Linked DNA regions of Mus musculus: region 1 is linked to region 2. Evidence: chromatin loops called from intact Hi-C (ENCODE). Cell type or tissue: heart. All regions are shown on one strand. Each heading gives the region's core, and the rest is flanking DNA. Links, peaks and the distances in the headings are about the cores only.

Region 1 (14,713 bases), core at 2,140-10,139, 110 kb before region 2:
GAGGTAATGCATTGGCCAGATCCCAAACCAGAGAGAGCCCAGTCAGTCCTCCAAGAGCAAGATGGGGTTAGAAGCAGCAGATACATCAAGCAGCACTCTCAAAGGAAAGTGCCACATTCGGGGAGGAGAGGAGGTGGCCAGTGCTGTCCCACCTCCCAGAGCCACTCCAAGAAAACCAGAGATGAAGGTGATGAAGCAGAGCCGCGAGCGGTCATCAAACACGAACTGAAGCGGGACAGAAGTGCCCTCTAGTGGAGGAAGCAAGCACTGGAGCCAAGCGTCCTGAGGATCCTAAACACAAAGGGAGGCATTCGGTATCTCAAATGAAACAGACTGGGTAACTAACTGGTCCAGGGATACCTAAGTTGTATGTGGTAGACTGAGGCTGGCTCGTCTGTTCTCCGGATCTCACTCTCCAAGGGCCTACAGCTCTTGGAATATAGGGCAGAGACTATGCAGAGCCCTAAAGACTCCCTGGGCTTTTCTATCAAAGGCCACCACTTTCCTCCCTCATGAGGCTGAGTTGCTCCAGTCTTTGGGTTCTGCTTCCCGCCAAAGCTGAAACTGTCCTGTGTGTTCCCTCCAATCTTCCTTGGCCAGTTCACCCTTTTTTTTTCTTCCCTCCAGTGCACAGCCCCACTACCCAATCACAAACTGGTTCAGATCCATACACAATCCGAGGCAAGAACAGACTCTTGTACCCTGCTGTTCACCTAGCCCCAGATGTGGGTACCAGGGCTTCAACCGCCTGTCAAGCTTAAGAGTGCGGGGTTGGGGTACTCCGGGTTCTCGATGACCCCAGGCCCAAACTTCAGCTCCAGGAAGCGGCGGTAGTTGTTAGGGGCCTGTGCCATGAAACCCGCAAAGGGCAGGGGGACAAGTGGCTGCAGGAAGTGCTCTGGGAACTCAACATCCTGCCGGTGGTCCAGCCACGTGTCCTTGGTCATAACCCCATTGCGGGGGTAAAAGGGCCACAGGTCCACGTGCAGGTGGTTGTTCTCACTGTACTGTACTCGGAAGAAGTCGCCCTCCACCGCCTTCTCCCACACAAAGCCGCGTTCATCCACTACCGAGCCAGCTTCGGCACCCCGCAACTGCTCGCAGTTGCCCACGTCCTCCAGGTAGATGCCCAGATCTACGTCGTAGTCCCAAGGGATGATGTCGCCGTGGCGAGCTGCACCCAGCAGCGAGCCGCCCTCCAACCAGTAGCGCACGCCCGCCGCCTCCAGCACGCCCACCACGTAGCGCGCAGTCTCGCGCAGCGCGCGCAGGCAACAAGGTGGGGTCCAGCGGCCCTCATACAGGTAGGCGGGTGTGTCGCCCGCCACCGTACCGAAGCAGCGCGCGCTCTCCTTGCTGCAGCCAAACCACTCTAGCCGCCCGCCTTCCCAGCTCACCAGACGGATTCCCAACGAGCGCAGCAGCGCCGCTCTCCGTGAGCGCCCCTCACGTTCCGCCTTCCAGCGCGCGTGGGCGGTGGCCAGCGGTGGCTGGCGCGCCGCGGCGAAGGTCAAGTCCAGCAGCTGCACTGCCCAGCCGCGCAGGGCGGTCTGTAGGAAGAGGCTGGTGGCCAGCGGCCGCGCCAGGGGCACCGAGAGGTTGAAGAGGTCGCGGGAGCGCATCAGCAGCACAGCGTCGCCATCCAAAGCGTCGCAGCGGGGCGCGCTGGGAGCTGGGTCGTAGCGCGCAGTCCACTCCCGCAGGCTGACGTTCAGAGCTAGGCACCGCGCTGGGTTGGCGGTGGCGACCGGGGCGGCCACTAGGCGCGCGCTGCTCCCTCGGAGCGCCTCCACCATTCGCTCCAGGTGGCCTGGTGACTCGGCCCGCGCTCCATCAGGCACTAGAGCCACAAACTCGGTGGCTACGTAGGTCTCCGGGCGCGAGGCCGCCGCTGGCCGGTCCAGGGCTGGCTGGAGCAGAGCCAGGCGAACGTTGGGGATGCGAGGCAAGGCCAGGGGTGGGTAAGGGAGTGTGTCGGCCGCCACTACCACGGGCTGGGCTGGGTCCTGCTGCAAAAAGGAATCCACTAGCTCTGGCACCGCGTTGTCAAAAGCCTCAAATTCCCGAATCAGGACGGTGACTCGGGGGCCAATGGCAGAAGTCCGGCGGGGACCCCGGGCCCGGGAGTTTCTGGGCTGGTGTTGTAGCCATGACACATAGAAGAAGACTAGGAGGTTGAGGATGATGGCGGCTGCCAGGGCAGCCCAGCAGCGGGTGAGCCGCATGGGGCCTGATGTCAGACCCTAGCTGGGGCGTCCAGGGCATCCTGGGGAGACAGGATGAAAAGGGAGTGTGGAGCAAGTTGTCAGCATTCCTTACCCTTGAATTCTCAGTTGCCCTTCCTGGATCTGATTTCAGGCCCTCCAGGAATTCCTAGGTTGGTTCATGCCCCTGCCCTAAACAGACCACTTGTAAGCATCACGTCATGGGGTCACTTTTCCCACTCAGTTACACAGTGAGTTCTTAAATTAATGTGTGAGGGCCTGTTTAAAACTAAAACCAAAAATTGAACCCATCACCCCTGCAAATGAAAAAAACAATGCTGGTCGCTGCCAGAGGGTGGAGGGAGAGCTGTGAACTGGTTGAACCTGGGGCCCTACCCAGGACAAATGCTCTACCACCAAGCCCCACTCCCAGCCCCTCACTGGTGGATCCAGGAAGGTGGTTTAAGCACAACCCCAGCACCCAGTTTTAGTTTTGTAAGGTGAAACACTTCTGACACCTTACTTGCCTAACAATGTGAGGGTGTTTAGAGGGCTGTAGTTTCACACATTATCCCAGGCTACGCAGCAGAGGCCAGTCTTGGACTGTTGGTCTTTCTGCAGCTACCTCCCGATGTGGGGTTTCCAGGTGTGGACACCACACTGTTGTAGATGTACTTAGTACTACTGAACTGTGAGTGTGCCAGTGATGCATTTGATTTTAGGAATATTAGATCACAAATTTTAAAAAAGATTTATTTATTACGTACACAGCCTGCATGTATGCCTGCAGACCAGAAGAGGGCACCAGATCTCATTATAAATGAGATATAGGCCACCATGGGACTTGAACTCAGGACCTCTGGAAGAGCCAGTGCTCTAAACCTCTGAGCCATCTCTTCAGCCCAGGATCACAGTGTTTAAAAGCCATAGTACATTCTGTAATTCAGCCCTTGGAAAGAGGAGGCAGGAGGATGGGAAAGGCAAGCATGTCTCAAAAATCTAAACCAAACTCAACCCAACCAAACCAAACCAAACCACAAAAATCCAAAAGTAGGAAAAGGAGGAAAGAAGCAACAGTGGCTTCCCGTTAACCCCAGCACTCAGGAGGCAGAGGCAGGTGGATCTCCATGAGTTTGAAGCAAGTCTGGTTTATGGGGTGAGTTCCAGGCTAGCCAGGGCTATACGTGCTATTTTTTTTTTTTTTCTTTTTTAATTTAAAGCAGGGCTGGAGGCATGGCTTTGCAATAGAGGGTGGGATGGTTTGTATATGCTTGGACCAAGGAGTGGCACTATTAGGATGTGTGGCCTTGCTGGAGTAGGTGTGTCATTGTACTTCTCAGCCTAGCTGCCTGGAACTCAGTATTCTGCTAGCAGCCTTCAGATGAAAATATAGAACTCTCAGCTCCTCCTGCACCACACCTGCCTGGATCCTGCCATGTTCCTGCCTTGAGGATAATGGACTGAACCTCTGAAACTGTAAGCCAGCCCCAATTAAATGTTATAAGACTTGCCTTGGTCATGGTGTCTGTTTATAGCAGTAAAACCCTACCTAAGACAGAAGGCTAGTCTAAAATTCACCATCAAGGGGGTCCCCTGGGGGGTGTGGCTTTTAGCGGTGTTATTGCATAACATGAAAAGTTACTTTATGTTTAAACTACAATACAATCAAGAAGAAGGGGGAAAAAACAAACAAACACAAAGCAGGGCTGGAGAGAGAAGTCAGCGGTGAAGAGCACCCACACCCATCTGGAATTCCAGTTCTAGGGACTCTGGTGCCCTTTTCTGGCCTCTGTGGGCATTGTGGGCACCAGGCATGCACATGGTGTGTAGACATGCATGCAGGTAAAACACTCATACTCTTAATGAATTGAGGCACTGAGAGGTGAAGGCACTTGCTTAAAGCCATACATCTGAAAAGAGGGACGCGGGAGTTGATGCAAGAAGAAGCTGGTTACTAATCCTGCTTCAAACCAGTAAGCCAATGGTACTTGCCTTAATCCCAGCATTCCAGAGGCAGAAACAGGGGCATCTCCATGACTCCGACACCAGCCTGGTGTACAGAGACCTTGTCTCACAACCAAAAAACTGTTTTGTTTTGTTGAGAGGGGGTCTCACTAAGTATTGAAGTCTGGCTTTGAACTAAGAACCTCTTGCCTTCTGACTGCTGGGATTACAGGCGTATACCACTGTCCACCCAGCTAATTCTTGTTTGCAATCACATATCCCAACTCTTACACTACAGCTAAGCTGATGGGTGGTCTTAAAGCTGAATATGGCATGTGACTTTCCAGCCGAAAGTCACCTTATCAACAAGTAGGTACTTTGTGCCAGGGTGTTTTGGGTTTGTTTGTTTTTGAGACAGGGTCTCAATGTGGGCCAGGTTGACCTTGCACTAGGTATGTAGCTGAGGGATGACACTGCTACAAGGCAAAGGCTGGGCTGGGATCACAGGCACACACTACCATTATCCACTAGCGCTCTACCAACCGAGCTGTCTCCTCAGCTCCAACCCCAGCCTCTGTGTTCTGCAGATCTGAGAAGACAGGCACACCTTAGTGGTAAGGTAGGAGACCAGCCGGGAGCAGGAGTGAGTAACATGGGGCCTTGCCTAGGAAAAGTGGTCAGGGAAGAGAGTGAATCTGAGCTCATACTAGCTTTCCATTTCTTCCCCCACACATTATATACGCTGAGTCTGATGTTAAATGCTTGTATTCCCAGCACTTGGGAGGTGGAGGCAGGAGGATTGAAAATTCAAGGTCATCCTTGACCACTGCTTGAGTTTGAGGCCAGCCTGGGCTACATGAGACTGTCAGAAAAACAACAACAACAACAACAACAACAACAACAAAACAGTGTTTAAAGATGGCCCAGCAGGTTCTTGATACCAAGGCAGACCTGAGTTTAGTCTCCAGAACCCAAACAATACAAGGAAAGAATCAACTCCGGCAACTCAGCCTCTGACTTCCACACATGCACATGCACACAATAAACAAACACATGAAAAAAATCTAAGCGTATGCATCACTTGGAATTAGCCTTAGCCTTTTCAATCACAGTAGGTACAAAAAGGAGACCCATTCAGGAAAGCCTTTAAGGACATAGAAAGGGCAGTTACCCATGTGATTACTGTGACATCCAGGGACTCTTACCTCCCTAGGTTTCAGGCTGAGGGTGATCAAGAAGAGTGGTTTCACCTTGGGTCATCTGCCCTGCTGAGGGAGGAACCAGAAAGCATCAAATGAGCCAGCCCCTCCCAACAAAGTGCAATTTCATTCTACCCGCCCGTGAAAGTAGCTAATGAAGTCACAGACTCTTTTGTCTATTTGAAGTCCATAAGCCTGGTTACCACTTCAGTCGTCTCAGGAGTGATGTGGTGGGTAGGAGTCATCAATTGTAAGCTATAACTATCCCTCTTCCATGATGGTGTCCAGAAGGGCAGAAGTGACAGCAACTGTTACCATGACAACCTCTTCTCTAGACTCATGCATCCTTTGGAGCTAATCCTAAACATCCCCTATCTTACAGGACCTGATTGCTAGGATCATCAGACTGTGGGAGATTGCCCTGTTATAGTAACCAGGGCATGGATTTAACTGTTTCTCATCTCCCTGGAAATGGTCCAGGCCCTGTAACCATAGCAACTGTCCCACAGCAGCACTTGTCTTCTAAATAAAAACACCTGGTTGGTTTATCCATGGACTTTCCATAAGGGAAGGGGAGATGGTTACCATGGTAATGGCAACTGGGTTGGCTGGGGGAGGAGTGGGACAGAGGCATTCCTCTTAGAGGAATGTCTTTGGGGCTGGGCCTTTTTTCTACCTGAGCTCTAGGTGAGGGGAGGTTGCTATAGTAACTGATGAGGATAGGGTCAGAAGAACCACCAGGGACTTGGGTTACCTTAGCAACCTCCTCCTAGTGCAATGATAGTAGAGGTTTGGGACTCCACATATGCAAACTGGGAAGGGGCCTCCAGATTGGATAGGGTTATTATGACAACCGACTTCCTCTGGTCAGAGCCCACTCCCCACCCCAGGTCGTCTTTTTTGTTTTTTGTTTTTTTTTTCTTCACTAAGTGAAAGAGATGGGGGTGTATTTGCATTTGGAGGGGATAGGACTCTGACATTGGGGAGAATGCAGAAAAAAAAGTCCGGTCTGGTCTCTCGACCGCAAAGGAGACAATTGCGAGGGACCCTGGGTCCTTTGCCTACGTAGAGGCAGTCCCTCCCCCTCCCTGTCAGCACCCCCGCCCGCGCGCACCACCGGGGTCGACCCGGGTGGGTGGGCGAGGCTCGCGCCCAGCCCCGTGCTTGTCCCCGCTCCCCTCGCCCGCCCAGCGCGCGCGCGCGCGCACACGAGGCGGGGGTGTAGAAGTGTGAAGCTGCGCGTCCGCGCAGGCGCGCGAGGTACAGCGGGCGCGCGGGCCGGCCCCGGGGCCTCCATGATGGAGGAGCGAGCGGCCGCCGCGGTCGCATCGGCCGCCTCCTCCTGCCGCCCTCTGGGCTCGGGCACGGCTCCCAACCCGACGGCGGCGGCCCCGGCCTCCAGCCCTGCTCCTGGGCCCGGCCCGGTAGGAAAAGGAGGTGGCGGCGGAGGCAGCCCGGGCCCTACGGCGGGCCCGGAGCCCCTCAGCCTGCCGGGGATCCTGCACTTTATCCAACACGAGTGGGCACGCTTCGAAGCCGAGAAGGCCCGCTGGGAGGCCGAGCGCGCCGAGCTGCAGGTGAGCGCCACCGCTGCCCTCCCGCGCTCCCCGCCCCAGTCCTGCCCGGCCCGGCCTCGCCTCACCCGCCGCCGCCGCCGCCGCCATCTTGGAGCAATGGCCGCCGGGACGGCCGGGAGGGGGCGGGCAGGGCCGGCGACGGGCCGGCGGCGGGGTCCTCGGGGCCTCGGGGCGGACGCGGGCCGGGACCGGTCAGAGGATCTGAGCAGGGCCGAGTCTGCCGGGAGCCGCGAGTGGGAGTGACGAGCCCAAGCCCAGAGAGCCTGTCTGGGCGATGCGACTCGGGGTTCCCGGGGGACAGAGTGCTGAGAAAGTGGATGGGGTCTGCGCGAATAAATATGCCACGCCTCGCCTCCGGATCCTAACCAGATGCTGGCTGTCAGGGTGGAATGGACTAGATGTCTAGTGGGGTGACACACTCTTAACATCCACTGGGTGCAGGGAGTGAAGAGAGGAAGACTGGAAGCTGGCATGGGGTACCTTGGGGGAGTGGCTGGCCCGGAGCAATTGAAAGGTGGGAGGAAGCTTGATAGGAAGGGGTCCCAGGATGAAGTGTGTGGCCTCCTGTCCAAGAAGGACACTTTGGGCACGTGTGGCTACAATGTAGGGACACATTGGGATCGTTTGGGTGGAACCACGGAGAGGGTAGAGGACATGTTTTGGGCTCCCCCAGGAGAGCTTGAGAGTGGGAAGCGACATTTTGGGTGCTTTAAGGAATTAGAGTTCCGTTATGAAAGATTTGAGGATGTTAGGTAGAAACCCCTGAACTGTTAGGGCGTTTGTTGGGTATATTCAGTGGGAAGACAGGAGCGTCTGAGATGCTGCACACGGTGAAGAGGGATGGAGGTGCCTTTGGGTGATGAGTAGGGGGAAAAGACAGCACGAGGAGGGACTCCGTGAGGGAAGTGATTGTGTAAGGGCCTCTAAAGGGACTTGATGGTTTGTGGAGAAGAATGTGCCAGGTGATGGCTCGTGGAGTAGAAGTTGGGCTGGGCTCTGTGACCTTGAGCTAGGTACTGCTTGTGGGGAATCAGAAAGGTGAGCACTTCAAGGCCTTCAGGGATGGGCCCCCAGGAGTCAAATGGTTCCTAGGCTGGGATGTTATTAACAAAAACAGTCAGCGCTTGGTTTCTGGCAACCCATCTTTCTGTTTCCAATGTGCTCTTTCCTGTCAGATTGAAATGGAGCCCCAAATAAGTGACTGATTCAGTTTTTGTCCATGGGATGAATGCCAAGAGCATTTGAATTTTGTGTATGTAGCTCCCATCCCTGAGAGAGAAGTCCTTATGTAAGTGCTCCTCGTGCTGTGCCCAACTCTAACTCAGGCTCTTTCCCAGCATACATCTCATCAGATCTTCTCAATACCCCATTATGTAGGCAGGGCCAATGTCATTACCTCACTCAGCAATAACGACAGCAGCTGCTATTTATTCAGGGCATATTATGTGCCTGACACTGTATTAAGTATTATACATGCTATCATTTAATTCTTGTGGCATTCTGAGAGGGGAAATGGTATCCCTTCCTCTCTTTTTTAATAAGCAGGGGAGGGAGATGCTACGGATCCCAGCAGTGGTGGCAGTGCTGACTGTGTCTTTTCCCTGTCTGACACTGAGCACAGGTGAGAAAAGTCTCTAAGGAAGCTTAGAGACCTCACCAGGTCACCCAGGCCATCACAGCAGAGCTTGACAGGGGTACAGTTGACAGCTTTCACTGTGTCAGCCATGCTGTGTATCCCAGACTCCACTCAGAGTGTACAGTATGTGCTGCCTCCTAAGAAGAGGTCTTCCCACTCACTTAGTGACCTTCTGTGGAGTCACAGAGCATGCTCTGTAAGGCTCCAGCATCACCAACTTCATGCTTTTGCTACTTTTGTTGCATTCTAAGTCAGACATCAGGATGTGTGTGTGTGTGTATGTACATGTCCTGAATGTGTTAGAATATACCACATTCGACACTTCATAAGTCATACATTTAGTTCCCTTTCCCCATTAGCAGAGAATACTTATTTTTGATAGCTTGGGTAGTATTCTCTTGGGTATTCACACCATAGCTTATTTATTTTGACCCTTGTCAATGGATTTTCAGGATTATTTCCATCTTTCCCCCTGCCCAAAATGGCTCTGAGGCCTCAAGAGCAGCTCAGTTGGTAAAGTACGTGCTGCGAAGGATGAGGACTTGAGTTTGATCCCCTAGAGTCCATATGAGAAAACCAGGTCTGGTGGCACACACTGTAATCCAGTATGGCAGGTTTCTGGCGCTCACTGGGTAGTCATCCTACCCACCAAGAGAGGGAGAGGGAGGAGAGGGGTGGAGGGGGAGGATGCACATGAGAGAGAGCTAAGCTCCAGGGGAGGGTCCTGAGGAATGGTGTGTATGTATACACACAACACAAGATATGGCTTTGCTGGCAGTGTTTATCCTGTGAGAGAGTGACGTGGAGTAGTGAAGTGGATGTGTTTATAAAATGGTGATTGCTCCGTCTTTTGTGCTCTTTACATTTTTACTTATTTATTTTACTTTATTGTTTTGTTTCAAGATAAGATCTCTCGCTGTAATCCTGGCATTCACTATGTCGAACAAGCTGACCTTAAACTCACAGAGATCCCTTTGCCTCTGAGTGTTGGGTTTAAAGGTGTGCACTGTTGTGGAGATCAGGTGACAAATTGCAGAAGTTGATTCTCTCCTTCTACCATGTTGATCTTGAGATGGAACTCAGATAGTAGGCTTGGTAGCTGATATCTTTATTCTCTGAATCATCTCCTTGGCCCACACACCTCTATCTATCTATCTATCTATCTATCTGCTTGCTTGCTTGCTTGCTTGCTTGCTTGCTTGCTTATTTTTGAGGTGGGATCTTGCTATGTAGCTATGGCTGTATTGGAATTCCATATGTAGAGTGGTAGATTAGACTGGCCTTAAATTCCTGTTGGCTCATCCCCCATTCCCAATACTTCTGGCTCCCGAGTGCTGGAATTAGATGTGCCCAATACCCCATCTGGCCCCTTTTTGTTTTTTTTTGAGTCAGGTCTTTACTATGTATCCTAGGATGGCCTTGAACTCACAATCTTTGTGCCTCAGCCTCTGGAGGGCTAGAATTACAGTCTTGCACCATTACAGGAGTAACCCCATCCTTTGTAATGGGTGTGCACCAACACATCTCACAAGCAGTATCCCTTCTTACCTACCTTCCTTCTACCCAGCACTCACACCTTCTGAAGGGCAACTTCTGTGAGACCCTTCATGACTGGGCAGTGTCAGTACTGAGGAGCTGGCCCTGGCTGTTTTTGATAAGAGGCCCACTGTGCAGTCAGTGCCCAGGACACCGGTAGGGAGAGGGCTAGCCAAGAGACTCCAGAGATCAGAGCGGAGAAGAGGTGGAGTGTGCTGTGATAACGAGTGGAAATGTGTTGGGATGGGTGGCTTCTGAGGAGTAGATAATGTGGCTCCTGCCCCTCAGAAGCTTCTAGACCAGCTAAGGAGATTGCAGAGAACTGTCTGCACTCATGCATAAAGTCGGTTGTGGGGCTCCGTTGTGTGCTTCTGAGAAGGGAGCCCTTGGGGAGAGGTCTGAACCTGATGTTCTTGAGGTGTGGAAAATAGATAAGACATTAAGGAAAAAGGACTGTGTAGTCCCTTCGTTCCCTCCACCTCCTATGGAAGCTCTCCCTGCCAGGAGCTGTGTGAGCTATGGCCTCCAGGCCACGCAGTGAATGGGAGCTTGAGAACTGGAAAGACTGCAGCAGGAGTGGCTCTGTGTTCAGGACTTTGCCTTAGAGAGAGGAGCCGCCTAGGAGAGATGGCAGCCCCAAGTCAGAACTCAGGGTGTTGGGATCCTGTGTATGGAAGGCAGGGAGGACACTTCCAGCTCCCATGTAGGAGACTGACAGGCTAGTGCCAGCACTTCCCGTTTTTGGTAGATTCCACTGATCTAATAAGACACTTCAGCCATGTCTTCCTGGTTTTCCTTCCTCTTCTCTACTAGAGGAACTGGGAAGAAGACAGCAGAATAGAGCGTGTTGGTGAGACTCCCAGTCAGCCATTCTCAGTTCTTCTGGGCTTTAAAAAAGTTTTCATTGCATTTTTGTATTCATGTGTTATTGGGTATTAATGCCACCATACCCAATTTTATGTGGTACTGTAAATCAAATTTAGGACTAAATGCATGTTAGATCAACATGCTAACATGCTCAGCCCAGTTCCAGCGTTTGAGTAGCTACTTCTTTTATTAGGGTGGCTCTTCTTTGAGCTTTGCTAAATTCACACTTGATTCTCCACATTGTAGCTGTAATGGCTTTGGTCATTACACCTAAACTTTGTACACCTCGTTGTAGTTTTCTTGTATGGATTTCCTGTGGTCCTCCAGTAGACATCTTGTTCATCTCGGTGGCCATGCTCCTCTCAGTCTAAGTTCACACTAAGCCTAAGTTCACATTCTGATGCAGCCATGATGCAGTTTTAAGAGTATCTTCAGTCTGCCCTGCCCTGTTGTTTCTGTCTTCTGCCTGCAACTCTCTCCCTCCCTCACCTAGCGTCTGGTAAGCCTCAGTTCTCTATTAGCCCCTAGTTACAATGGAGATGAGAGCGAGCAAGCCTGGAGCACAGGGACAGGGCAGATAGGTCAGGGCCCTGCTGGCACAAAGAGCAACATTGCTAGACATCTGAACACCGCCTGGGGCCAGCCAGGTCAGCCTGTGAGCTTTTGGGAGAGCCCTGGAAGCACTTAAGCAGGTCTGTGATGTTCAGGAAGTGGGGCCCCAGGAAGACAGACATCTGCAAGGGCCTGCCATCCCAAGCTCTCTTCCTGATGATGTTTTTTTTTTTTTTTTTTTTTTTTTGTTCAAGGGCTAGGTCCCCTTGGCTAGCTGAGCTTTGGAATTTGGACAGGGAGAGAAAATGAAAAGAGTCAGAGGCAGGGACTGACACAGCAACCCTCATGCAGGCTGCATGTGAGGGACAGTGCCCACAATGCTCCATTCTCTTAGCAGAGGAAGACCCCATGAACTACTTAGTATCTGCAGCAAATCAGCGGCAGAGCCAGGCCTGGCTCTTAGACTTGCTTGGACTGGAACAGTAAAGCCATTCTGAGAAAGCCTGCAAGAGTGCCAGGCTCTGGGTTTTGGTAGAAGGCCTTCAGACATGATTGGGAAGCCACAGGGTTCTGCCTTAAGGCAGTTGGTCCAGTGTCTCTAAATGACATGTTGACAGACTTGAGCCTACTGGGGCAGCCCAAGCTAGCAGACTGACAGACGAGCTTGACAGGAACCCGTAGGTCATGTCTGTGGCACATCTTCTCATGCCTTGGGCAGCATAAAGCTTGGAACAGCTTCTTCTGCATTGCAGTGGGAGCTGAGCCCAGCCTCCTACTCCTGTCCCCGAGTGCCAGAAGTAGCTTCCTACGCTTCCCAGCAACAGATGCTCTGAAGGAATAGTGGGACACCACCTCCACCAGCAACCATAGGGACAGCAGCTGATGGGGGGAGAGAGGAGTCCAGGGCTGTTAATACCCCCAGCACCATCCCTGACCTAACTCCTCAGAAGGCTACAGCCAAGTCAGGCTCTGCTGTCCCTGTTGGAACTTCATGGGTTAAAGGTGACTCCTCGGCCTTTTTTTTTTTTTTTTGTAAAGGTAGAGTCTTAGCCCACATTGGACCTGAACTCATAGCAATCCCTAGGGAATGCTGAGATTATAGACTGAGCTCTTTTATGGGTGACATACCTAGAGACCTTGGAGGTGGGTCCAGCATGTCATCTCTTCTCACTGAACCCTGACATCGATGTAGGGGAGGGGTTGAAGCTGTGTTTGAATATGGAGGGAGACAACCCCTGAACCTGTTGTCCTCCCTTCTTTTCTGTCCCAGGCTCAGGTGGCTTTCCTCCAGGGGGAGAGGAAAGGCCAAGAGAATCTAAAGACGGACCTGGTGCGGCGGATCAAGATGCTGGAGTATGCACTAAAGCAGGAGAGGTGAGCCCTGCCCCTGCTAGAGAGGTCACTGTTCTGACAAGGTGGCAGGCTGCTAACTACACTTCTGCTGGCAAAGGAAGTTTCTCTACTGTCCTCTTGCTGTCATCCCTAGGAGTATAAAGGAGCTTCTAGTGGGTGGGATTCAAATGGCAGCAGCAGCATTGTGGCTTGAGCACACCTACTATGTGCTCCAGTTCTGCACAGCAGCTACCTTGCTTATTTTTGCCATAGTCTGATGGTGTTGCCGTCTGGGAAGGAACTGAGACTTCAGGAGGAGGGGAGACAGCCTTGAGAATTCTAGAACTGATGCTTGCGGCAGGGAGCTGATGAGGGAGGCCCCGGGTTTCCTGAGGTGGTCCCTTATCCTGTTTGTTCTCCTCTCTCAGCTCATTTGTTATTCTTTTAGGGCCAAATATCATAAACTGAAGTTTGGTACAGACCTGAATCAGGGGGAGAAGAAGACAGATCTGTCAGAACAAGGTACCCACCCTTGCAACTTCCTGCGGCCACCCCAGCAGAGCAGCTGCTTGGCATAGAGAAGTTGCACATGGCCATAGGGTGGGGTAGAGTTGCAACCTCAGGGGCTCTTCCCACCAGTTCTGTGTCAGACTGTGTCCAGCCTTACCTGTCTGCCATCTTGCTGTCCTCCCAAGGACATGATGGATGGCCCAGCATCTCCTGCATCCTTTTGTTGTGAGAATGAGTGTAACTATTTATGGTGTGCTGTGGAAAGTCTAGGAAAAACTTCATTGAAGAGGTAGTGTTTGCACTGGGTTGTCATTCAGTCATTTACACTAACCCCCCCCCCCCACCTCAATTAATATATGAGGTGCTGGCTTCTTGTCATAGAGCAGGGCACAGCAGAGAGCAGAATAGATGTGTGCTTATTCTGTGGGCATTGGCAGCTTAAGCTTCTGGAAGGAGGAAACAGATGTCCATGGGAGTGCGGGAATGTTTTCGGGTGACACACTAGTGTCTAGTCAGGTGGGCCCAGTGGCAAGGGCACCAGTGTGCACGGTTGTGCCAGTGATGTTTGGAGCTTGGTCCTGGGGCTCTGTGGAGTTCTTGCCTACAGGGCTAAGTGAGGTCTTCCTTTCATGCCCTGCTACTGAGATGTACGCTCTTGACTGGGATGGCAAAGGTACTCAGCCAGGCCTTATGGATAGATGAGCAATGCATAGAGTTAGCTTCCCAGCCAGCTCACCTATAGCCGCTACCCTCGGTTCTCTCCAGCCTGCTTGCTCATTCTCTAGAGCTAGACTACCCACTCCTTGCATAAGAAAGCAGCAGCCAGCCGTGCATGTGGAGGCACAGCTCTGCTATTCTTGGCCGTGGTTGGCAGGGGCCAGTCAAGAGCCTAACAGGAGAGCTTCCAGGAGAGGAGTCACTCGGAGGGGGAGTGTGGGTGGAGGGGACTCAGGAAATGGGGACAGGCCTGTGATGGTGGCAGATTCATTCAGACTTGATATGAGAAGATGGAGGGGTGACTGGAGAGTGTCCATGCCCTGACTGAGACATCTTCCTCTTCTCTCTTTTTAGTCTCCAATGGCCCTGTAGAGTCGGTCACACTGGAGAACAGCCCATTGGTGTGGAAGGAGGGTCGACAGCTTCTGCGACAGTGAGTGATGGGAAGGGAGGGACAGGATGGGACATGAGACTTCACAGCATACTTGGCTCAGGAGATAGGCCCAAGGAATCCACAGTCCTTCTTGTCCCCACTGGGACATGAACTATCAGTATTCCACCCAGACACTCAGTGGGAAATAGAGGAAAGGCTTGCAGCAGGGGGCACCCCCTAACACTCCTCCCCCCAAACTTGACCCT
Region 2 (14,713 bases), core at 3,131-11,130:
TCGAAGAGGGAGAAGGCTTCCTTGAACTCTGGGGAAGGAAAGGAATGTGCAGGAGTCAGGCTCAGGCTAGGGCCTTCTCCGCAGCATGAGAAACTGTCCATCTCTTCAGCCCATCCAGCTGAGTGATCCGGCCGGACAGCTTCCTCTACTGTCTCAGTTCTTCTTGGTCCCTGGCTTTGGCCTCTCTCTCAAATGATGCACTGGACCAAAGTTATAGAGTGTGTAAGAGGCAAGACAATTCTCCATCTGAAGTTCACTAGCCAAGGTCAACTGGCAGGAGGGAAACGGGAGGTTGCAGAGTCTTCTGGCTAGCCTCAAAAGGAATTGTGCCATCAAATTCCTTCTGTTGGGCACTGCCAGCCCAGTCTCCAGCTGTGGGCGCCACCAACTTCCAGGGAGGAGCCAAGCCTGTGGGGGCAGTGATGTGTGGGGGTGGTCCACAGCAGGGCTTGGCTGATGGGCAGTGTGTGGGGTTGAGAGGATGGCTGCCAAGCCAGGAGGATGAGGAGCGAGTGTGGCGCTGTGTGGGAAGGCCGCAGCTGGGGCCGCATCAGGAGCGGGGAGCGAAGCATGTGGCTCCTGCCCTCCCACTGGGCCCACTTTGGCACCCAGAGCTCCCCACCCCCAAACTCTCTGAGAACAGATGCCTCGCAGCCTGTTCCAGAGGGTGTGGGCTGGGGGTGGGGACAGAGGGGAGTGTGGACGTTTTGCTAATGGGCACTGGGTAAAAAGAGAGTTGTGTGTTTGTGTTTACAGGACAGCCAGGTAGGGGATGGCAGGTGGGGTGGGAGGGAGGGACACACACGGCTGGGTAGCTGTGACCCGAGCTTCTGGACTCCCCAGCTATGACCCGAGCTTCTGGACTCCGGAGCAATAGCCCACGTCTCCTTTGGGATGCTGTCATCTCCCTGTGCTGAGACCTGGCTGTAGGGGGTGTGGGGTGCCAGTTGAGTGGGTAATGTGACCCACGAGGCAAAGTCTAATCTTTTGGCTTTTCTGGGTGGGTCTCTACCTGCCTAGGGCCAATGTGTGACTCTGAGACAGCAGGTCCTTGTGTCACAGGTCCCTGGTCACAGAGCAGGCAAAGCTAAGGGCAGAGACCTTTTTTCTCACTTTGGCCTCTGGTCAGCGCTGCAGCAACCTGCTGTTAGGAGACAGATACACCAGGAGTTGCCTCAGGCCTTCTGGCAGCATAGGCTGTGGAGGGGCAAAACCACAGAAACATAATAGTCCATCAGCCCTGCAGTGAGTCGTCCTGGAGCTTGGATGGGGTGCAGAGCCACAAAAGTCACACGGGAGCTAGGGAGTTTCTTTTAGCTCATGGGAGGTGAGTGCTTATTGTTTATGCAGAAAGAATTTATGGGATGCCTACTATGCACCAGGCATTGAGGACACGGCAGCAATCAACAAAACCAAGTTCTGTGCTCTAGGAATTGATTCCTGGTGCCAGGCAACAACAGGAGAGAAAATAGAACACCTGTGGCCCATCAGACAAGCCTGCACCACACAGGGAGGGAGGGAGGGAGGGAGGGAAAGGGGCTGCCTGTTTGAGTTGGGGTCAGGGTAGCTGAGCTCTGGTAGAAGCAAGCAAGTGAGGAGGTAGAGGTGGGTGTGGCCAGTGGGCACCTTCTCAGTCTGACTGGCTAGTACTGGGGGAGCTGGGGGGGGGGGGGGCACAGCTGAGTAGGTCCTGCCATAGAGGTCCATTTCAAGGCCCCAAGTGAGCTATAGCAAGGGAGGGCACTCAGCCCCTGAAGCCTGGCCAAGGTCTACGGCAGGCCGTGGGGCAGGTGTGGCAGTTCCTGGCTAAGCTCTTCCCCCAACAGATGTACCAACATCCTGGCCACAGGCCTGGTGTGCGGTGATAACGGACACACATCTCATGAGACGCAGGGCTAGCTAAGATATGGCTTAGGACAGAGTGGCAAACTCACCTGCAATCTGTTCCTCAGTCAGCTGGTCAGCCTGGAAAAGGAGGAGGGAGTGTAAGTCACTGGGCTAACCTACCCATCCATCCTGGACGTGGCCTCCTCCCCTGCCCAGCCCCCTCTGCCAAGGCCAGCTTCCTAAAGCATTCCCACTAAGCAAGGGCAGATCGCGTCATAGAGCCAGGGCCTGGGCTAGTTGGAGCTCCCAGGAACCACAGGCCTGCCCAACGCAGGCTGGGCAGCATCCAGAGCTGCTCCAGCCCAACCTTGACACAGTGTCTGCGCTGCTCAGGTTTTACTCCGGGAGCCCCAGAGGCTGCTGCCCTAGAGGCCTCATCAAGCACTCTAGAAGGCTCCAAAACAAAACAGGCCAGTCACTGTGGGTAGGGCAGAGAGAAGCCGTGTGGGGCCGTCTTTGCCAGTTTCTCTGTCACCTATCTGGGGGTACTAGGCCCAGGCACTGTGCCTCCAAGTGGCAAGATCTCTTTTAATTGGTGTTTCCAAGTTGCTCCAGGGCCTTAGAGAACCCAGGTTAGGCAAGAGGCGGCTCTCCCTGCTTACATGCAGAGTAGATGCAGCACGGCATCCCGCTCTGTTACTTTTAGACAAGAGGGCCAAGTGGCAGGGAGGGACTGCAGCAAGCAGCAATGGTGGCAAAGAACTCAAGTCTGCTTGGGCTTTGGCCTTCCAGGTTCAGCACTGCAGATTTTAACCCTTTCTAGTCTGGACTACTTGAGGCGTAGCCAGCCATGGCAGACAGTCCTGCTGTGTCTAGGGTTTCCCGACACAGCTCTCAGCTTTTCCTTCACTGGAACCCTGGTTATGGTTATGGTTATGGTGGGGTGTGGCAGTGCAGAGGGAGGGGCAAAACGAGAGCTGGATCCCAACTGCAAGCTTCCAATAGTTAATAAGGCCAGTTTTCTTTGTCTGTGCGGATCTTGCCCCCAATATACATATACGTATACGCATACGCATACGTATATGTGTATGTATATATATATATATATATATATATATATATATATATATATCCTCTGCCCTGGGGTCACTGTAGTCCACATGATGCTGCCTTCCTTTTCCCATGAAGGCAAAAGGTACCAAGGCCACAGCAGGATCCTGGCCTGAGCTTGCAAGTCCCTGAAGCCGAAGTGAACTATGGCAGTAGCGTGCATCATTTTACTAAGGCTCTGGAGGTCTCAGCTGAGGCTACAAACTATCGCCTGCCCCTAACCCTTGAGCTGCTTTTAAAAACAATAATCCACATCCCTCCACATTCTATATTCATAAGTGATGCAATGGGGGCAGGGGTATTGTCTAATCTAGACGAAGAGAAACTAGAGACCAAGTCCCAAACAGGCCGTGTCGGAGGAGGATCAGTGACGAGAACAGATGGGAGATGCCTGCAGAGGGGATGGGCGGAGGAGAAGGAAGGTGCAAAGAGATGGTAAAGGCCAAACGGACAGCCTTCTGCACAGCTATCAAGACTGACTCAGAGTAGTGGGCTTCCTAATCCTGGCCTTGTGGCCTGGGCCAAAGGGCCCTTGTTCTACCTACCCCCCCCGCACCCCCCCAGGGATGATCAGGCCCACCCCCTGGTTCTGACACCCGAGGACACTGCTGCTGGCTGCGCCCAGAAAGTGAGAAGAGAATGGGCTTCTGGTTCCCAAGGCCAGCCTGTGCTGGGGGAGGGGAGGAAGAGGCCGAGGAGCAGTGGGGAGGACGGCTATGGAGTCCATCTGCTTTTCATTCTCTTCCACAGGCCTAGGCTGGGAAAAGCCAGCCCACTCAGGGACCTTCCCATCACACAGTGCGGTCTGCAAGAAGCCCTGTTCCCTTCCCCTCTTGGTGACACTGAAAGGTGGTGGGAGCAAAGAGGCCAAGGCAGGTTGTGGACGGAATGGCCAAGGGTGGCTCCGGAGTCTGCTATGTGCCACTTCTCCCCAAAGAGCTGGAAGCTGCAGAGGCGGCACTGTCACGGTTGCTGCAAATAGGCGTGGCTCTGGCTCTGTGGAGGGCCTGTCAGACACTCTCCCTGACATCCAGGAGCCCTTTCCCCTGCTCCACCAAGGAAAGGCCGCAGATACCACAGCAGGGCTGCTGGCCTGGGAAACTGATGGCCTACGAAGCAAGACTGCCTGCCGCTGGTGGCCCTTCCCAGCTTAGATCGTTAGCTTTCACCGCACAATAAGCCACTTGTCTCCAGTTTTCCAAACCTTCATCTCAGGCTCCAGAGAGGGGCTGGACAAGCCAAATCAGCTTGAGGTGAGGAGGGAAGAGGGGATTATTTCTCAGGCTTGCCCCAGCCCCCAGCAGGTGCCAGAAAGCAATGTTAAATGAGCTCAGAAACCAAGGCCAGGGCCCCTCACCCAGGGCCAAGGAGGAGCCACAGAGCTCAGGCCAAAGTCCAGGGCCAGTTACCAGGGACTCTTCCTTCCACACCTTGCTGGATACAAACAGGAAGAGAAAACCTGGTCAGGGCCAAAGCTGGGACCCTCCTTTGGAGGTGGGGAGTGGGGGTTGCTGGCAGCTGCCCAAGCTGTAGGGCCCCTTTAGCAAGGTTCTGCTGGGGGGCGGGGGGAATGGGGTGGCGGCAAGAAGAGCCCTCAGGTCTGTGTCAGCAGTATGAGATCTGATACGTGGTGGCGGCTGCCTGTCCTCCCCAGCTTTGCCAGGGAGGGTGGTGCACGCGGTTCCCAGCCTGAGGCTGGGGGAGGGGGGATGGTGGGGAGGGCTGGGGGTGTTGTGGGTGGCAGGACCAGAGGAGAAGTAATCTATTTTGCTTCTAGAAGCTTTAGCTTTGGGCGCTGGGGAAGAGGCCTGGAAAGAACAAGTGGCCCTTGAGTCAACGAGAGGGTCCTTGGAGGTCTTCTCTGGACAAGCACTGCAGCCCCCGCCCTGAGGGATGGAACTGGGCATCTGTCACTGACCCAAACGGTACTGTATTGCGCTGTCATTTGGCACAGTGAGGAGAAGCAGGTGCATGAAGCTGGAGGAGAAAGGCAGCCCTCCTAGCCTGGAAGGGACAATGAGGGGGCCAAGCTTCCTGGCTTAGCCATCATTTGATGCACCCCAAACTTTGACCCCAGTCCTGTATCATGCAGCTTCAGTGCGCAATAGGGCCCTGAACAACTCCGCCCACCTGCTCCCACTGCCTCAGTGCCTTCAGCCTGGCCCAGCCCCATTCTTGCCAAGGCAAAGGGAGCACACAGCTACTCCTTCAGGTCCTCTGCTGCAGCCCATGACCAAGCCCGAGTCATCAGCCTTTGTGTCGGGACCTTTCCCCGGAGACACCCACCTCTAAACCTAGTCCTACCTCAGCCACCATTCATTGTCTCCTACACTTCTCTAGAAGGCTGTCCAACCTCACCCCCACCACCCAAACTCAAGTCCTTCCCTAGCCCTCACCTTGGAAACCCCGTTTTTTCTCTGACCCAAACAAAACACGCCTTACAAACCCCAACCTCTCTTTCTAGTGCAACAACCTAGACCTCAGAATCCTTCCTAGCTACCCCCAACCAAGTTCTCCACAAGGCTCCCTGGTTCCCCACACTACCCGTGATCACATCCCCACTCCTTTAAAAACATTTCTGCGACCCCCAACTCTCCTCAGTCCCCTTCTGGGTCCTCACAGGCTCCAAGAGCATCTTCTAGCCTCTGCTGCCACCCACCTCGGGCTCCTCCTTACCTCAGCCTGCACCTGACCCTTCTCCTCTTCCTCCTCCTCTTGGCAATGCTTGTCCTTGGAGACCCCTCCCCCACCGGGGTCTACAGTGCACAAGTGACCCAGGATCCCCATCTATCCTCTCTGCAGAACACTCCCTAGGAACCGACCGGTCCCCCTCTCCGCTACCCACAGCCACCCCTCTAGGAGCAGCCTCCTGCATTCCTCCAGGACCCAAAGCCTTCATCGCCGGCGTTTCCTATTTCCTCCTCCCGGGGACCGGGTAGATGTGATTCTAAAACCAATCGCCCGGAGAGGGATCCGAATGCTGCCTGGGAGGTGGCGGGGGTGGGGATGTCCTGGAGCTCCTCATTTGAAGCCTCAGACTGTCTGTTTGGGGGTCCTACCAATTCCATCTGCTGCTAAAACCGCTTCTAGAAGTCCCAAGGGCCGCATGGGAGGTCCCGAGGGGCCCGGCCTCTCCCTCCCAGGGTTCGCTCGCCATCTCCGGGATGGGGGGGTCTCCACCCGACTTCAGCCGCCTCACTCACCATGGCGAGGCACCGGTATCCGGAGCTCGGGGATCGAGGTTACTCTGGCGGCGGCAGCAGCTGCAGCAGCTCGAGCTCCGCCGCGCGTCCGCGCCTCCACACTCTTTGCCCGCAGCGCGCGCCACCGCCGCCGCCGCCCGCCCCAACGGTCCCTCAACGGCCGCCGCGCGCGCCCCGCCTCGCCCGGCCCCGCCCCAGACGGCTCGCGCGCTCCCGCTGCACTGCGGCTTCCTACGGATCCCTTCGCGTCAGGCTCGTGCGGCTCGCCCCTTCCACAGAGCCCAGCGAATCTGCTGCCGCACGGGCACGCGCACGCGCGTTCCCCACCGCGGGGACTACTTTCGCTCTCGGCGCTCTCGGCCCCTTGCATCCGCTCCGCTTTCCTCTCTGGCGGAAGGGCACCGGTTTACGGAGAGTGACACGTCTCTGTGTGAGCCACGCCGCTATTGGACCCGCCTCGTGGCGGAAATGAGAACGCAACTCCGATTGGTCCGGCCTTCCCTGCAATGCGTCAAACTGGGGCGAGCCACCGCGCGGTGTGCGGGGGGCAGCACGACCTGTGTGGCTCTGTGGAGCCGCGAGGAATAGAGGGGCTAAGACGGAAACAGGGTGGATGTTGGAGAAGCAAATACGTTGTCTCTATGGCTCGGAAATAAAAATGGGTTGGGGGAAGAAGCAGAAGGACTTTCTTCTCTCTCCCTTTGAGCAGATACAAGATGGTTTAATCCAAAATCGTGGGGTCTAGGAGCCTGGCCTGAACCGGCTCTTCACAGTGGTTGGCTCTTCAAGGTTCCGCTGGTCTCCTGAAGGTTCCACCCTCTACGCGTACAATTTGCTGGGATGGCTGAGTGGGTGAAGGCGCTTGCAGGCAAGCTAGAAACTGTGAGTTCGATCACCGGAACTCACGTGGTGGTTTGGAGAACAGACTTCCACAAAGAATTGTCCTCGGACTTCCACATGCGCGCTGTATAAATAAGTTCAAACAAACAAACAAACACAAATCTAAAACACGCACAAAAGCAACATGTGGGGATCTGGACTTGACTCTTGATCTCAGGATCTGTACCCAGAACAATCTCTGGATGCAGAATGTTTTCATTCATTCATTCATTCATTCACTCATTCAGCCAATTAAACATGAATTGGGCACTGCTGTCTGCACAGATCTGGTGCCGGGCTGTGCTGGTGACATCACACTTCTCAACCATTCTCTTGTCACCTAGACAGTGTGACTCACTTCTTATTCTAGGGATTCCAGGCACAGAAAGAAAAAGAACTGTTGCTAAGGGCACCTGAGACAACTGTATTGTATACCATAGTGTATATACTGTACATTACTGTACAGAGCCCTCGTATAGGATGGGAGTTGGCATTTTCTTCCTTCCTTTATTTATTTATTTATTTATTTATTTATTTATTTATTGAGACTGTGTAGCCCTGAGCCCTGGTTGGCCTTCAGAATCAAAGGCATGCATCGACACTCCAGGGCAAGAACTGACAGAGAAGGGGGGTGGGGGGAGAGAGAGAGAGAGAGAACTTCTAGGGTCAGAAAACTTTTTTTTTTTTTTTTTGGTGGGGAGGGAGAGACTGGGAGAATATAGTCTTTCTGTAAATGCCGCCTGTGGACATCTCTTAAATCTGCTCTCAGGAAAGAAAATGTGTCTAGTGCAGAAGGAAATAAAACTGATAGAGCAGAGGCAGAGAGGAGGGAGGATCTTGTTGACATTGGTTTAAATGTCTGCAACCTGTAAACTGAGATTTACAACCTGTAGGTCTTGACCCCCTTGTGGCTTGCATATCAGATATCTTGCATATCAGATATTTACATAATGACTCATAACAGTAGCAAAATTACAGGTTTGAACTAGTAATCAAACAATTTTTTAAAAGATTTTTATTTATTTATTACACACAGTGCTCTGTCTGCATGTATGCCTGCAGGCCAGAAGAAGGCACCAGATCCCATTACAGATGGTTGTGAGCCACCATGTGGGTGCTGGGAATTGAACTCAGGACCTCCAGAAGAGCAGTCAGTGCTCTTAATCTCAGAACAGTATCTCCAGCCCACAATGAAATAATTTTATGATTTGGAGTCCCCAGTACTTGTATGGGGTTTTTGCAGCATTAGGAAAGTTGAGAACCACAGACTTAATGACATTAAAATGTGTTCTCTCTTTTTTTGAGTCAGGGTATCTTAGTTTGGTTTCTATTTCTGTAATAGAGGCCATTTCTAAAACCAGCTTGGGGGAAGAAAGGGTCTGTCTTAGTCAGGGTTTCTATTCCTGCACAAACGTCATGACCAAGAAGCAAGTTGGGGAGGAAAGGGTTTATTCGGCTTACACTTCCATACTGCTGTTCATCACCAAAGGAAGTCAGGACTGGAACTCAAGCAGGTCAGGAAGCAGGAGCTGATGCAGAAGCCATGGAGGGATGTTCTTTACTGGCTTGCTTCCCCTGGCTTGCTCAGCCTGCTCTCTTATAGAACCCAAGACTACCAGCCCAGAGATGGCACCACCCACAATGGGCCCTCCACCCTTGATCACTAATTGAGAAAATGCCTTACAGCTGGATTTCAAAGAGGCATTTTTCTCAAGGAAGGCACCTTTCTCTGTAATAACTCCAGCTTGTGTCAAGTTGACACCCAAAGCCAGCCAGTAGAAGTCTGTTTAGCTTACAGGCTACAGTCCTTTGCTTTTGTTTTTGTTGTTTTGTTTTTTTGAGACAGGGTTTCTCTGTGTAGCCCTGGCTGTCCTGGAACTCAATTTGTAGACCAGGCTGGCCTCGAACTCAGAAATCTGCCTGCCTCTGCCTCCCCAGTGCTGGGATTAAAGGTGTGTGCCACCACGCCTGGCTTGCTAAAGTTCTTCTTGAAGGAAAGGCAGGGCAGGAACTCAGGGCAGGAACCAGGAGGTAAGAGCTGAAGCAGAGACCATGGAGGACCCCTGCTCCCTGCTTGCTCCTTATGGCTTGCTCAGCCTGCCTTCTTAGGGCGTTCTGAACCACTTGCTCACACAGATCATCAATCCAGGAGACTCCCCAAACGCTTGCTCACAGGCCAATCTGATAGGGGGATTTTCTCAATTGAGGTTCCCTTTCTCAGATGAATCTAGCTTGTGTCAAGTTGCAATAAAACTAACCTGTACACAGGGTCTTACTATGTAGCCCGGGCTAGTCTTGATTCTCCTGCCTCAGCTTCCTCAGTGTTGGGATTGCAAGCACATACCATTAGTGTATAACTCTTTTTTAAAATTTTATTTATAAGCTGGGCGTGGTGGCACACACCTTTTTTTTTAAAATTTATTTATTATATGTAAGTACACTGTAGCTGTCTTCAGACACTCCAGAAGAGGGCATCAGATCTCATTACAGATGATTGTGAGCCACCACGTGGTTGCTGGGATTTGAACTGGGGACCTTCGGAAGAGCAGTAGGCACTCTTAACCACTGAGCCATCTTGCCAGCCCCCGGCACACACCTTTAATCCCAGCACTCGGGAGGCAGAAGCAGGCGGATTTCTGAGTTCGAGGCCAGCCTGGTCTACAGAGTGAGTTCCAGGACAGCCAGGGCTATACAGAGAAATGCTGTCTCGAAAAACCAAAAAAAAAAAAAATTATTTTATTTATATGAATACACTATAGCTGTCTTCAGACACACCAGAAGAGGGCAGCAGATCCCACTTCAGATGGTTGTGAGCCACTATGTGGTTGCTGGGAATTGGACTCAGGACCTCTGGAAGAGCAGTCAGTGCTCTTAATTGCTGAACCATCTCTCCAGCCCTGTGTATAACTCTTTTAAAGGTTTTTTTGTTTGTTTGTTTGTTTTTTATTTTTTGGACCCAAGCTTAAGTATCCCAGGCTAGCTCCGAACTCACAATGTACCAAGGATGATCGTAGTCCTCTTACCCTTCTGCTTCCACTAAATGTATGCTAAGATTGTAGGTGTGCCGCCACCATGCCGGCTTTGATCAGTGCTAGGGCTGAGCTCAGGACCCTCTGCATGCCAGGCAAACCCTCTGCCAAGGCAGTCACACTCCAGCTAAGCATTCAAGCACTACCCTGAGCTGCCAGTCTTTGGAAGACCTTATGAGGGATCCCAGGGCCAGCCTACATTGTGTTTCTCTCTGATACTCTGTTCTCCCCATCTTCCAGAATAATTGCTGGGTTTTGTTAGCTGAGTTGCCATTCAAAATAAGAGCAACATTTCCAAGTGACCTGCCAGTTAGGTGTGATTAACTAAATTCTACTGAAGAAGATAAGTGGAAATTATATGTTCAATTCCAGGGTTATACCTTTAAAAGGGATTGTGCTAGGTTTTTTGGTTTTGTTTTTTGTTGTTGTTTTTGTTTTTGTTTTGTTTTTTCTTGTTTTGTTTTGTTTTGTTTTTTGAGACAGGGTTCCTCTGTAGCCCTGGCTGTCCTGGAGCTTGCTTTGTAGACCAGGCTGGCCTGGAACTCACAGATCCACCTGCCTCTGGCCCCTGAGTGCTGGAATTAATGATGAACACCACCATACCTGCTTTTGTTTTGTTTTGAGACAAGAGGATTAAAAAATCTGAGGCCATCTGAGCTGTGTAGCATGACCCTGTGTCAAAGGGAAGTTTGTTTCTTTCTCTTTCTCTTTGTTTCTTTCTCTCTGTCTGTGGGTCTTTTGCCTACGGTATGACTTGGCAGAACATTCATGCCTAGTACCCGAGGTTGCCAGAAGAGGGCTTTGGATACCCTGGAACTGGAGTTACTGATGTTTGTAAGCTGCCATGTGAGTGCCAGGAATGGAAACCAGGTCCTCAAGAAGACCAGCTAGTGCTCTTAACTGCTGAGCCATCTATCCAGCTTGAGTTTGCCACATGGTCTGAGCTATGATGCTATGCCTCATAATGGGCCCAGAACAATGGAGATAGGTTGCTGTGGCCCAAAACTTCCAGAACTATCAATGATGTATATGTGTATATTATATATGTGATATACATTATATACATATTATATATAGATATGGAGATAGATAGATAGATAGAGATCAATTATCACAGCAGATTATTTATTTCTTTAAAAGGGTTCTCTCTCTCTCCCTTCCTTCCTTCTTTCCTTCCTTCCTTTCTTCCTTTGTGTGTACATGTCTGTGTGAGTATGTGTGCAACTGTGTTTGAGTGTGTGACCAGCTGTGTTCCTTGAAGAGCGCAGAAGAGTCCACTGACACTCTGTCTATTCCTTTGAGACAGGTCCTTTTTGAAACCCCGGGGCACATGTTTTGTTTGTTTGTTTTGTTTTGTTTTGTTTTGTTCTTACATCTGCAAATCTTGCTATTTTGTTTTATTGTTTGGTTTTTGACTCTCACCCAGCTCAGACTGGCCTCGAACTCACTGTGAAGTCAAGGATTGGCTTGAATGCTTGATCCTGTCTCCACCTCCCAAGTGCTGAGGTCACTATATCTATTGCTAGGATGGACTCCAAGGAGTGAACCCTAAGCAAGCATTCTACCAACCAAGGTGTGCCGGCAGGCCCCATCTTTCCTTTTAATTACAGCCTCCTTAGAGGATATGGTGCAATAGCCCATTGTTTGGATTTTATTTCCCTAATAACTAATAGTATTGGCCCCACTTTGTGTGTGTCTTGGACTTGTCTGCACAACTCTGAGAAGGTTGACTCAAATCTCTTGATCTTTTAATTTTTTTAATTATTTATTTTTACTTTATATGCTTTGGTATTTGGCCTGCACATTTGTCTGTGTGAGGGTATCAGATCCTCTGGAAGTGGAGTTACAGACAGTTGTGAGCTGCCATGTGGATGCTGGGAATCGAACCCACGTCCTCTGGAAGAGCAGCCAGTGCTTCCAACCACTGAGCCAGCCCTCGATTATTTTATTGTTACTATTTGGATTTTTGAGACAGGGTTTCTCTGTGTAGCCCTGCTGTCCCCAATGTATAGACCAGGCTGGCCTCAAACTCAGAGTGCTGGGATTAAAGATATACACCACCACTACTTGGCCTTTTACCCATTTTAAAATCAGGCTGTCTTCTTATTATTGAGTTGTAGTTTTCAAATATTCTGGGCATGGTGGTGCCCACTTTTAGTCCTGGCACTCAGGATGCAAAGCCAGGTGGATCTTTGAGTTAGAGGCCAGCCCAGATTACCCAGTGATACCTTGTCTCGGAAAACAAAACAAAAGCAAGTTTTAAGGAGGCTGAAGAGATGGCTCAGTGCTTACGTGTAGATACTGCTTGTTTTTTGTAGGACCCAAGTTCTGTTCCCAGCACCCACATTGGAGAGTTTACAAGTACCTGTAACTCCAGCTTTAAAATAGCCTTCCTGGAACTCACTCTGTAGACCAGGCTGGCCTCAAACTCAGAGATCCCCCTGCCTCTGCCTCCCGAATGCTGGGATTAAAGGCGTTCGCCACCACTGGCAGATTTAATAAGTTAGAGTTTCTATTGCTGCAATAAAACACTGTGACCACTAGCCTGCTTTCTTACGGAATGCAGGATCACCAGCCTGGCATGGCACTGCTACAGTGAGCTGGGCCTCACTGTAGTGTGGGTATGCAGCACATGTCCATTTCTGCTTCCCACAGAAATAAATTAAAAAACAAATAAGTACAGTATTAAAATTTTGTTTTAAATCTGTGTGTACATTACTGTGTGTATGTTCCATGTGTGCTCTGATGCCAAGGGAGGCCCAGAGAGGACATTGGATGCCCTCGAGCTGGAGTTACAGGTGGATAAGATGCCTGGTGTCGGTTCTGGGAATGGAACTTGGGTCCTCTGGAAAAACAGCAGATGCTTTTAACTGCCACACGGTTCTTTTTGCTTGTTTTTGACATAGGGTCTCACTGTGTATCTCTGGCTGGCCTGGAACTCACAGAGATCCTCCTGCCTCTACCTTCCAAGTGTTTCACAATATGTTCTTGCTGGAACACTGCAATTAGAGATATGCAAATTAAAAATGCAAATTACTCATCCTGCAGGGTGTGTCCCCCTATTCTTTCCCTTTTTTCCCATTTTTTCCCTTCCTTTCCCCGGGACCTGGGTTTATATATAAAAATCATCATACCTTTCATTCTTGGCTGTGTGATTTCAGGCAGGAGACTTAATCTCTCTGCTAGGACTGCAGTGGAGAACCATGGAGAACCTGCAGGGCCCAGACAGGCAAGGCTGGAAATAGACATCCAAGAGCCCTGCACTTCATTCATGTGCCACTAGAGGGCTCTCTGGTGAAGATTCTTACCATCTCTCCTAACTAATTTCTACCATGGTTGATAGAACCCTGACCCCAAACTGGGTCAAAGGCACAGACCTTGGGTTCTATTCTGTTTGTGGGAAAATAGAACCAACGATCCCCTTCTGGTTTGGTGAAAGAAAACTTAAAAAGCAGGTCTTCCTTTTAACAGCATCAGACATAATGGCTATCACCATGGCAACAGATGAAGGCAGACAGCCAGTTAAACCATCAGCTTATTCAGGGTGGCAATTAGTTTCAGGTTATAGTAACATTTTGTGCTAGAACTTCACAAGACTCCTTTCAACTGTATTTTCAAGAATTTTTATTCATTTATTTTATTTTCTTTTTTCAGATGATGGGATTGATTCCAGCATGCACTACACCACTAAGCCACATCTCTCATACCTTTGCTTTCATTTTTAAGTTTTTTTTTTTTGAGACAGAGTTTCTCTGTGTAGCCTTGGCTGTCCTGGAACTCACTCTGTAGATCAAGCTAGCCTCAAACTTAGAGATCTGTCTGCCTCTGCTTTCTGAGTGCTGGGATTAAAGGCGTGCGCCACCACCCAGCTTACTTTTATTTTTTCAATAAGTGTTTTTCCATATCTATTTATCTATCGATCTATTATCTATCTTTCTGTATCGATGTGTACCATGACAAATATCTAGAAGTCAGAGAATGACTTACTGAAGTCAGTTCTTTCCTTCCGTTATGGGTTTGAGGTTCTAAACTTATGCCATCAGGTTTGCCCAGCAAGCTCCGTCACTCACTGAGCAATAGAGGAGGCTCCCGTCCCTTTTTTGGAGACAGGGTCTTTCTACATAGCCCTGACTGTCCTGGAACTCTCACTGTGTAGAGCAGGCTGACCTCAAACTCACAGAGATCCACCTACCTCTGCCTCCTGCGTGCGGGGACCCACCATGCTCAATTTCATTTTTAGTTTTTAGGTTGCATCCTCAAAAGCGGGCCAGGACGATGTCGAAATCACTACATATGTAGGCCGGGCGTTTCTATCCTCCTGCCTCAACATCTTGAATGACTGAGATGACAGGCTCTGGGCCATAGAACCCAATCACATACTTCTCTCTCAATTACTGCTTACCTCAGTTGACCACCAGGTGGCGCTATGGTAACGTTTATGATCATCTTCCTGCCTCCCAAGCGTTAGAAGGTCGTTCTGGGGCCTAAGCCTCTTTGAATGCAATTTGGAACGACAGCATCCAAAACTTGGATACAGGAAACAGGGTGGGTTGTCAGGAATAGGATCAGATTACAAGAAAACTTGGTTTGTGTCACCCATTTTCTGACCACTTCGTGAGACGCTACTGGGAAGAGTCACCGGGAGACTCAGGTGACTGGTGTCCA

What was found. Hi-C counts contacts between places; a loop is a spot of excess contacts. Peaks named below come from ENCODE experiments on the same cell type or tissue, not always from the same donor. Only the 100,000 strongest peaks of a DNase experiment are listed, where the experiment ranks them.
Region 1: it touches region 2 in a loop (6-fold over the local background); 10 of 42 quality-filtered maps call a loop at or near these places.

The regions. Positions count from the first base shown.
Region 1 is chr7:16,809,711-16,824,423 of GRCm38, forward strand. Fkrp (fukutin related protein) reads right to left here and starts at 7,022. Exons shown (of 3, transcript NM_173430.2): 1 at 6,990-7,022; 2 at 5,354-5,416; 3 at 1-2,266. The coding sequence starts at 2,225. The coding sequence ends at 741. Strn4 (striatin, calmodulin binding protein 4) reads left to right here and starts at 6,179. Exons shown (of 18, transcript NM_133789.3): 1 at 6,179-6,924; 2 at 12,786-12,889; 3 at 13,296-13,369; 4 at 14,429-14,507. The coding sequence starts at 6,643. In heart, for the core only: CTCF peaks have their summits at 2,994 (motif pointing right) and 7,081 (motif pointing right); DNase peaks (open chromatin) are centred at 6,601 and 7,301; H3K4me3 peaks cover 2,853 bases; H3K27ac peaks cover 1,883 bases; H3K27me3 peaks cover 1,554 bases.
Region 2 is chr7:16,917,701-16,932,413 of GRCm38, forward strand. It overlaps Calm3 (calmodulin 3), which reads right to left and starts at 6,332. Exons shown (of 6, transcript NM_007590.3): 1 at 6,141-6,332; 2 at 1,935-1,965; 3 at 1-28. The coding sequence starts at 6,143. Gm45972 (predicted gene, 45972) reads left to right here and starts at 3,973. Exons shown (of 3, transcript NR_165470.1): 1 at 3,973-4,190; 2 at 4,715-4,862; 3 at 5,740-6,818. Gm32630 (a long non-coding RNA gene) reads right to left here and starts at 14,449. Exons shown (of 3, transcript XR_391181.3): 1 at 14,241-14,449; 2 at 13,183-13,260; 3 at 12,636-13,047. In heart, for the core only: no CTCF peak of the experiment used is centred there; DNase peaks (open chromatin) are centred at 5,071, 5,671, 6,411, 6,901 and 3 weaker places; H3K4me3 peaks cover 4,062 bases; H3K27ac peaks cover 4,061 bases.